Regions from separate parts of the Homo sapiens genome. Here region 2 is linked to region 1. A link is an interaction called in ENCODE POLR2A ChIA-PET data of the cell type or tissue named here. Cell type or tissue: Panc1. All regions are shown on one strand. Links, peaks and the distances in the headings refer to the core of each region. The heading gives the core; the rest is flanking DNA. Region 1 has its middle 160 kb from the start of SVIL. Region 2 has its middle 10 kb from the start of LYZL1.

The links. Peaks named below come from ENCODE experiments on the same cell type or tissue, not always from the same donor. Only the 100,000 strongest peaks of a DNase experiment are listed, where the experiment ranks them.
Region 2: POLR2A ChIA-PET joins it to region 1 with 7 read pairs; 1 of 35 experiments calls an interaction of 5 or more read pairs at or near these places.

The regions. Positions count from the first base shown.
Region 1 is chr10:29,794,729-29,800,110 of GRCh38, reverse strand. No RefSeq gene overlaps it. Among named protein-coding and RNA genes, the nearest start is that of SVIL, 160 kb to the right of the region's middle. In Panc1, for the core only: no CTCF peak of the experiment used is centred there; no DNase peak of the experiment used is centred there; H3K27ac peaks cover 4,207 bases.
Region 2 is chr10:29,276,130-29,281,511 of GRCh38, reverse strand. No RefSeq gene overlaps it. Among named protein-coding and RNA genes, the nearest start is that of LYZL1, 10 kb to the left of the region's middle. In Panc1, for the core only: no CTCF peak of the experiment used is centred there; no DNase peak of the experiment used is centred there; H3K27ac peaks cover 3,322 bases.

The DNA.
Region 1 (5,382 bases), core at 73-5,072:
GTCTAGCACGAACATTCTTTACCTACCTTGCATCTATTTTCAAATCTCATCCTTCCTAACCAACTTTATGCTGTATTTATTTGGCCAGTATTCTATGATTTATAAGGCTTAGAGAGCCTGTCATCTTTTTTCATCAATGGATGACTTAAAAAACAAACAAACAAACAAAACCATGATTTAAATTAGTGTTTCAAAAAGTCCCTGTAGGAGTTTTTTTGTTTTTTGAAAAAAAGTCTTGCTCTATCACCCAGGCTGGACTGCAGTAGCGTGATCTCCACTCACTGCAACCTCCACCTCCCGGGTTCAAGCGCTTCTCTCCTGCCTCAGCCTCCCGAGTAGCTGGGATTACAGACGCGTGCCACCATGCCCAGCTAATGTTTTTCTTTTATTTTTTATTTTTTTTTTTTCAGTAGAAACGGAGCTTCACTGTGTTGGCCAGGCTGGTCTTGAGCTCCCAACCTCAGGTGATCCACCTGCCTCAGCCTCCTAAAGTGCTGGGATTACAGGTGTGAGCCACCATATCCAGCCAAGAGTTATTTATTTATTTATTTTTAGCTCATGTGCTGTCCCATTCCTGGCTTCACTTCTGTGCCTCTTCCTCTCCATTTCCTGCCATTCAACAACGCACATGCTTATAAAGTAGATTTATTATCTAGGATATTTTTTGACAAAGAATCTCCATAGTGTAGGAGTTTTCCTAAACCAATGATTTCCTTCAAAGTCACGATAAACAAGCAGAGCTACTCTGCGAGGCCACGGCACTGTCAGCAGGCCCACTGGACTGGGCACTGGGAAACCTGGATGGGATCCCCCACTCTGCCTGCATCTGGCATCTCCTCTGCAAGACCCCTGAGAGGTCTCAGTTTCCTCATCTGAAAAGGTCGGACCAGACCATCAACCCCTGTTAAGACAAAAAGTCTATGATTCTTAAACACTTTTCCAGATGGACTCCATCTGCCAGTAATATTCTTGACTATTCTTTAGCAAAAAAAAAAAAAAAAGTCCCTTTCCAGAAACACATACAGAAACAATTACGAAAATATTTAAAGCACACATTGGATTTGCTCATCTCTTCTCCTCCAGGACTGTATCTTTTGAAGTAAATGAGAAATAAATAAATGGGCCACAGAGTCATTTCCACCTAAAAGCAACAGCAACAACAAACTCCCACCCAAATTTTGAGACCATCTCTGGGGAGTGAGGGGTTTCTAAGGGGTAATAGATTAAGTTGGGGCCCTATAAGAAAATCTTATTCCGAAGTCTCCTTTTAAATGACATTAAGTGGAAAATAAGAATTACTTTAAATAAATGTTTAAGCCTTTAAAAAAAGAAAATAAGGAATCTATTATTGTTTAAACATTTCCTCTGTGGTTTTGCCTAACTTTTCAAGATTTTTATCTGTAGATTGTGAGAAGTTTTTTTCCATGGCCAGAAATCTCAATACATTGCATTCTGTAGAACTATTTGAAAGTAACTGGACAAAGAGACAATAAAGAAAGTATGTTTATCTTTGTAGACTGTTGGAAGCATTTTCTTTCTTGATTTTTTTTTCTTTTTGGAGATGAGATCTTGCTATGTTGCCCAACCTGGTCTCGAACTGCCACACCTGGCTATCTTTCTTGAAATTTAGCAGAAAAAATAGTCAATGGCATGAATGCATCAAAGTGGTTTTGGCTTAATGTAAACAGTACAATCTCAAGAGGAAAATAAAATTTGGAGACAGATTTCTCATTGCATGAAACATCGATTAATGCTACACTCATAAGTCTCTTCTCCTAATCTAAAGGACCGTATTCCACCCTGGCACGGTGGCTCACACCAGTAATCCCAGCACTTTGGGAGGCTGAGGCAGGTGGATCACGAGGTCAGGAGTTCAAGACCAGCCCGGCCAAGATGGTGAAACCCTGTCTCTACTAAAAATACAAGAATTAGCCGGGCGTGGTGGCAGGCACCTGTAATCCCAGCTACTTAGGAGGCTGAGGCAGAGAATTGCTTGAACCCAAGAGGCAGAGGTTGCAGTGAGCCGAGATCGTGCCACTGCACTCCAGCCTGGGTGAAAAAGTGAGACTCTGTCTCGAAAAAAAAAAACACAATATTCCTTGTGCAACATTTTAGTTGCTCTTTGTTCCTGAAACAATGTCCTCATTTTTCACTATCCACCATTTCAAGCTCATTGGTTACCTCTGTGGATATTATCCCCCAAATTGGGTGTTTCTCCTGATAACTGGATCAAAGTTTCCGTTTTACTTATTTTATGTCAAAGCCTTTCCAGAAAGTACTTGTTTATTTACTCAACCACCTAATAAATATTTACTTAGCATCAGCAATGCTCCCAGCTCTAGGACATGTACTGTAGAGGATTTATGTTTGCCTTCCAAGGATTTATGATCTAAAATTTGACTTGGGAAGGCATGTAAATCCAAGACTACATAGTAATATAATTCAATTCGGCAAATATTTATTGAAAGCCCACTATGCTCAAGACACTGGGAAGACAAAAATATATAAGATCCAGTGCAGCTCCCAGTCCAGTGGGGAAACAGATAGGACACAAGCAGGCAGTTCTAGTACTAGGAGGTCAGACCTGTAACAGAGAGGTGGTTGAATGGAGAGAATGTGGGGAAACATGGGAAGAAGCGCTTCCTTCTGCCTGGAGGAATCCGAAAAGTCTACCTAGAAGGGTGTCTGGCTCCATTCCTGCTGCTATAGCAAAATACCACCAACTGGATAATTTATAAATAATGGAAATTTATTTCTCACAGTTCTGAAAGCTGAGAAGTCCAAGATGAAGGCACTGACAGATTTTGTGTCTGGTAAGGGCTCATTCTATGTTTCCAAGATGGTGCTTTGTTGCCGTGTCCCCCAGAGGGGACAAATGCTATGTCCTCACATACCGAAATGGACAGAGGGCAAAATGGCAAAAAAGGGGTAACCGCTCTTCCTCAAGCCCCAGCATAAGGGCACTAATCCTTCCCATGAGGGCAGAGCTCTCGTAGTTTAATCACCTCCAAGGGCCCCACCGCTAATACCATGACCTTGGGAGTTAATTTCCAACATGCAAATTTGGAGGGACACATGTATTCAAACCATAGAAAAGACCTGTGCAGGACCCAAAGACTGGGCAGGGATTTGCCAGGTGGACATGGAGGTGGGTTGGTTACTAGGCAAGAAAAACAGGGCAGGGAGGGAGCATGATCCAGTCAGAGGATGCTCCTTACCAAGGGGTTGGCTTTTATCTTTTAATCGAGGTGACATGGAGCCACTGAAGAGTTGAAGCAGAGATGCAATACAAGACGACAAAAAGAGATGTCACAAAGTAGTATATAAACAGGAATGGTGTTGACTGCAATTGCTTGATGGAGAGCAAATTACAGCCCCACAGCTGAATAGCTGCCTGACCTAACTCAAGTTACCCAAGCTTTTCATGTCTTGATGTCTTCATCTGTAAAACTGAAGACAAAAGTTGTAGAGAGGATAAATGACTTAATACCTGTAAAGTGCTTAGAAAGGGGCTCATCTGATAGTAAGTGTTCATCAAGTGTTATCTCTGGTTATCAGTAGTAATACCATCATCATCACCATCATTTTAATAGTTACATCACTTCAGCATGGTGCTGCTAAGCAAGTGGGATAGGGGTTGGATTTCACACCACAGAAGAAGAGCCTGTCTCTTCCATCTGGGCTTTCAATGCAAAAGTCAAAGCCAAGGCTGCTATTGAGCCTTGACCTCCTGCAGCTTCAGTTGGGTTTCATGATGTTTGGAAGAACCTCAATGTCTCCCATTTCACAGCAGTGGGATGTGGTCCTTGAGCAGGATTCTGGGAGGAACAGCACCTTCCTTTTGCTGGGCTGGGTCTTCACCATGACCAGAGTCATGGAATGTGGATTCAAGAAGAATCCTAGATCGTTGGGTACAACTCCCTCATTTTACAGGTGGAGAAACTGAGTCACAGAGTCCTCAAATCATTTTTCTGTGGCCACACCTCCAGTTTATCTCAAAACTCAACTCTCAGTCATCCCCATGCCCAAGTCAGTTTCCTTCGTGACATTCCATGCTGATCAGATCACAGAGATTTCTTAGTCTCCGTTAGCAAGTTTATTACTTCCTTCTGGGCGATCTTCCACCTGGCCTAACAAATGAATATTCTTTGTGTGATTGAGAATTAGCAAAAGACTTTATTCCCAGACCAAAGTCTTCCTAAGACACCTATCTCTTTTAAGGAAAAGAAAGACAGATGTATTCTTTGCCCAGAGTCTTTGGATCAGAAAAATCTCTCTCAAATCTTTCCAGTAACTCCTACGGAAAGACATTCCCTGCCTGCTGCCTTCTCCAGCATTAATGTCTTACCTTTTCTTCTCTCTTCCTATCCCCAACTACTTTTCCCCTGTCTTGCTCCCTGAGTTCTCTGAGACAGTTGTCCCTTGAGAATTCATCAAACTGCATCACCAAATCACCCCTCTCCACTCGGAGAATGCAGGGAAGGAAAGGGATGGATCTGCATCCTTGAACAACTCCTGGTTTTCATACATATCAACAATGACTCTGGCTTTTTCTTTCTCCTCCAGAAAGACTTTTGACTATAACACTGCAATATATTACCAGCAGGCCCAGCCCCAGTTTTATTATCAAGCAAGCTGGGTTCTGTTTGTACTGGAGTGCATTCCATACTCAATTTAGTTTGGGACAAACCAGAAAGAGAATGCACCTCGAACATAATAAAATGCCACTCGAAGGAGAAAAGAGATTTCGTTCCAGGCCCGTGGCCAGAATAAACTCATTCTTCTGCTACCACCACCTCCAGATGAATGCCTCGCTCATTAACTATTTGTTATCTTCAGCTTTAAAATGGCAAAAATAGGCCCATTTGGAAAGCGTGCTATAACTTTAGACAGCATTGGTGGTAACTTTTGAGTTCCCATGTTTGGTTGGGAGAAATTCAGGCCAGGATCATTACCAAGAGCAGAGCCTTTTTTTGTAAGATGTAAGAGAAGTGATTGAATGGTAGATAAACACTGTTATCACTAAACACATAAATAGATGTTTGTCATTTTGGTGTCGGACATTCCGTGGCATAGAGAACTTGAATAGCTGCACAGCATTATGTGGCTAATTCTGTCTGAGAGTGTGGACGGCCTTATTAGGAAAAGATAGTGCATTGTTGTGGAAGGATAATTTCAGAGAAGTGCAGGCCTCTCTCTGTCTCCCTCTCTCTCTCTCTCCTCTCTCTCTGCCAGAAGAACTGCGGTAAGTTAAAAGGATATTGTTCAGTGAAACGTTTCTAACAATCCAGTGTGGGAGTAGGCTATCACCTATTTTATGGTTTCTTTTTTTTTTTTTTTTTTGAGACGGAGTCTCACTCTGTCGCCCAGGCTGGCGTGCAG
Region 2 (5,382 bases), core at 213-5,212, 520 kb after region 1:
CATTCATCAATAAGGTCTAGGGATATTTTCTAATAATGGTAGGAGTTCTTTGTCCAAGGTTTCAAGTGATCTAAAAAACCTGTAAATTTAAGTGGGGGTATTCATGTTCATTTTTCTGGTGACACACTCTAAATTTGACCAAATTCTCAAAGGAACGTGGGACTTTCACAATGTTAAGAACTGCTACTTTTGAGCCTGCTAAGTTAAATAGCTTTTCTGCAGGCTGTGTTCTGCCCAGCCTGGAGGCAGGTGGATGGATATGACATGAATCCTTCAGCGTCTTCCACGCCACACTCATCTTGCACTGGGTCTGTTAAAAATTATTTCAATTCCATGACATTTTCAACATTTGCCAAATGCTTGCAGAAAATTTTCCAGGATCCCAAACACTCCAAAATCCTTTAGGCACACACAGTTCAGGACAGTAGGATAACACGCATTACTCCATGAAACACAAATTCCCTACCTTTGTGGTACCCCAGGAATTTCTTCAGTTATTGGTGCTCTAACCCTTGGAGAATCTCTCTTGCTATGTGTGTGTCTGTATGTGAGTGTGTACGTATTTGTGTGCATGTGTGTGTGAACATTCAGTCCTGTGCCCAATGCATTTTGCTACTTTTTTTCCTACAAATGCCCACTCATTGGTAGACCTCTTTTCTTTGCCAACATCTTTACAGATCTTTCCCATTTTTATTCTCATATGTCAGCATGTCATGTTATAGCCATTTCCAATTTTTTTTTAAAGTCCAAGATAAATGCAGAAAGAACTTGCACTGTGGCTGAACTCTCCTTAACATCTTCAAAGGAAAATGTCTGTGTGGCATGATTTTTTCCATCATTTAATCCAACCGTGCACTCCCAGAATAAGAAAAATCAGAAACCCAGCAGGCTTACAACTGTGGGCTCCTGTCAATGGCAAAATGATTGTTACTTTGAGACGGATAAGAGGGACAGGAGGCACCAACCCCACCACCTCCAGCCTTGAGCTCCTCCTCACACAGGAGGGCCCCGTCTCTGCTGGAATCCTGATTATGTTGCCATTATCAAGTGGGAAAGGCGTTTTATGAAATGATTCTAAGGATCTCAATTCCCTCTCTGTCATGTGTTTATTGTATCTGGGGTTTGCAGTAATTTGTAAGCATGTGTTGAAAATTCCAGTTCACATCGATCTCCCAGTGCTGGCGGGCTCCAACGGTGAGCATGGAATCATCTGGTGACCTTTCGAATGTCTAATTTAGAATCAGGAGAAGCCGCAATAATGAATCTAGATTCTTGGAGTTTATAAATTAAAGGTAATTATTTATAAACAAACAAAACCAAAATGAGATTTCTTGTTTTTTTAAAAACCGGAGGCAACCCCCCAAAATTGTTGTGGTCCAGTACCTTCCTTTACAGATTAAAAAAAGCTGAGGTCCAGGGAGTTACTTTTTTGCCTTTTTAATGTGTAGCACAAAGTTTGGCTCCAAGTTAAGCATTTGGTAAGTGCTTGTTGAGTCAATATTTGTGATCGAGTGACTTGCTCCGAGAAAGAGAGTCCTAGTGCCAGACACTCAGTCAGAGCTTAATGAATATTGAGTTAATAGGACATGGTTATGGGCGCTCAGTCAACAAATGAATAATAATAAACTATCATTTAATCCGGAGATGCAACTGTCCACATAACCGGCTCATATCAGTGTAAAATGAAAGCACATGTCATCATGTTCCTTTGTTAATATAGCAGTGTTAGTATAGCACAATTCTAAACAAGAAGAGCAAATTATTGCCATTGCCCAATATCCATCATTCAAATTACAGTTGATCCTTGAATAAAAGGGGCCTCAACTCTCACACAGCCAAAAATCCATCTATAACTTTTGACTCCCCCTAAACGTAACAACTAATAGCCTACTGTTGCCTGGAAGCCTCACCGACATCATAAATAGTTGATTAACACATATTTTGTAGGGTATATGTATTCTATTCTGTATCCTTGTAATAAAAGAAGTTCGAGAAAAGAAAATGTTATTAAGAAAATCACAGCTGGGTGTGGTGGCTCACACCTGTAATCCCAGCACTTTGGGAGTCTGAGGTGGGGAGACTACTTGAGGCCAGGAGCTCAAGACCAGCCTGGGCAACAAAGTGAGACCCCGTCTCTACAAAAAATACAAAAATCAGCCAGGCACGATGGCTTGCACCTGAAGTCCCATCTACTTGAGAGGCTTGAGGTGGGAGGATCACTTGAGCCCAGGAGGTCAAGACTGCAGTGAACTGTGATCACGCCACTGCACTCCAGCTTGGGTGACACAGTGAGACTCTGGAAAAAAAAGAAAGAAAGAAAAAGAAAATCACAAGGAAAAGTAATATAGTTACTATTCATTAAGCGGAAGTGGACCATTGTAAATGTCTTCATCCTCGTTGTCTTCATGTTGAGTAAGCTGAGGAGGAGGGGGGAAAGGAGGGGTTGGACTTGCTGTCTCAGGGGTGGCAGAGGTGGAGGAGGTAGAAGGGGAAGCAGAAGAGTCAGGCATACTATGTGCAACTCGTACTGAAAAAAAATTGAAGGTAAGTGGACCCACACAGTTCAAACCCCTGGCGTTCAAGGGTCAGCTGTAATTGAGAAGTGTGCTTCTGCTCATGGTGGCTGATGTTGAATAAAGGCATTCTGTCCCCCTTAGAAGTTGTCATTTTTTTCACAATCTCTGCAAAAAAAAATTTCTCCGTCTACTTTAATCAGATCCCCTTGCCCCTCCCAAACCTCTGAGTGCTCAGAAGGCTGGTCCCCATTTATCTTCCACTCCAAGGGCAGTGGGTCACCAGCCCCATTTGAGAAGGCACCCCCACCCCTCAGGCTCCCCATTTTATAATTAAACTCCATATTTTACACAGCATAGAATTCTACACTTTGTTGTACACATAGTCTTTTTAACAGGAGATAATGCTAATTACAAATCTAGGTTTTCACAGCAGAGTTTCTGCCACTAGTGAGGTTGCATGAGAAAAGTCAAGACTCCAGGGTTGAGTGGGAATTCTGCCTGCTAACACACATGTGGTCATAATATTTGATATTAACCAAGCATTCCACAAATGTTAAAGACCTTGGGCACTTCCAGGGGGTTATTATTTCTAATTTCATTTGGGGGTTTGGGGAAACTCTTGCTCCTTTAGATTTTTCCTTTGGCTGGTAATCTGGTTTGTGGAGTATTTGAACCTCTTGTCTCTGGTTTCTGCACAATGCATGCCATAGTGTCTTCACTAACCAGTGAGAAAAGACAGCACAGGAGGAGCCAAATTAGCCCATTTTGTTTTTTCAAGGCACATCTTGTGAAAGATTTCAAGGGAGACAATGTTAGAATGATTGGCAAAAATGAAGCTCGGGGTTTCTGTGGGTTTAAACTGGTTATGTCTTTCCCGTGCCCTGCTAGAAAGGATAATCAGATTTAATTTGATTTTCAGTGTCAAGAGAGCAGCAGCTAGCTCTGAGATTATTATGGGCTCTTTTGGGAGATATTTACTTGGGCTGAGGGAGACTTTGGCCATTTATATTTCAGAGAGACTCTCCTTTGGAACCAATTGCACATAAAAGAGGAAATTTTGCTTTTATCTATTACAAAATTAGTACAACTTGCTTTTTTTCCCTTTAAGAAAATACTGTGACATTTCTGCAAAACAATAGTTCTCACTTGTAATGAGTTTAGATGACTCAGGGGTTTTGCTCCCCCCTTATTTCTTTGGAAATATGTAATGTCTGTAATTATGCACATATATGTTCAGTATGAAGCAAGGCTGGAAATATTTGGAAGTAAATAATTTTGCAGTATTTAGAAAGCTCGAGCCTTTTAAAATGTGAGAATGTTTTGAAATATTGAATTTACTTGGCTTAGAAAATCCAAGGACTAAATCTGTATTTCACCTCCTCCATCTTCTGCAGCCCCGCCCCCTGGAGAGGAACAAGGCCATGCATGTGGATCTGCTGGAGAATGAGGCTGGCACCAGGCTCTGTTTCCATAACCTCAGGACAAGGTGAGGAAGAGAGCAGGGCCTCTGAATATGCCACAGAATGTGAAATGGAAAAACCTAATGCTGGCTTCACCCCTGTCCCTTAGGAAAATATGCATGCGTAGAGCTTTGAAAGTCATCGCCCTGAGGGAATATTCCTTGCCTTGGAGACAAAGTCCAAGTGGTGACTTTATTTTTAAATGCCTAAAATAAATGCACGGAATCATCTGCAAGAAAGGTGATTTGCATATAAATCTTTTGTTCACCTTCTTCGCATGTGTCATAGGCCCAACATTGCACATCACAGGGGTGCAACAAAAGGTTTTTTTTAATTTTGCATTATTAAAGATTTGGAAATAAAATGTCTTGTTTTTCAGATATTGCTAATCATTCCCCCAAAGTATGAATTTGAAGTGATTCTCTAACATACAGGTTTCCACTTTGGGGGAAGTGTATATTAGTGTGGTTTGGTTTCATCTGAAGTCCAAGCACTATGTGGCATGTACCCAATATACCACAGTCTTGGGTTTATTATTTAATTCCCTGTCTGGAGACACAAGGACAAATGGCTTGGTGTCAGGAATTGTACTGAGAAACAATGTGATTATATTTTTATTTTTGGTTGTACCAGATTTTGTATTTGTGGGGGAAAAAATTCTATTAACTTTCTTTTATGACTGCCAGCAGTCATAAAGAAATATCTTGGAGAGAACAGTATCTTAAGAGTTTTAAGAGCATCCAAGAGTCCAAGTAACAGACGGGAGCTTTGTTAGAACTAAATGCTTCCTTGCTCTCATAAAACTGCTATCTACCTCAATCTATGTTTATTTTTCTCCAGTGTTTCAATTTGCTTAATGGACTTCAGCTGAAGACTTTTCTCAATGTCCGAGGGAAGTAAAGTCTAATAAACCCCTGAGGACTTAGCCGTCATAGTTCAGCACTTTTTGGCTTATTTTGTCTGACTTTCATCTTTGCTGCTGCAGAAATGAGGGCTGAAGAGCACCCTGGACCTACTCTTGTAGCTTTGAGCCTGGGAAGCAGTAAACTAGACAAGTTGTCACAGGCATTTGAACCAGAGCAAATGCTGTCTTGAACAGCAGCTGGGTAAAATGAGGCTGAGACCGACTGGACTGTATTCACAGATCATTAGGCATTCTTAGTCATAGGATGAGACAGGAGGTCAGCACAAGATACAGGTCATAAAAACCTTGCTGATAAAACAGGTTGCAGTAAAGAAGCCAGCCAGGGTGTGGTGGCTTACGCCTGTAATCGCAGCACTTTGGGAGGCCAAGGTGGGTGGATCGCTTGAGGTCAAGAGTTCGAGACTAGCCTGGCCAACATAGTGAAACCCCGTCTCTACTAAAAATACAAAAAATAGCTGGGTGTGGTGGCGGGTGCCTGTAA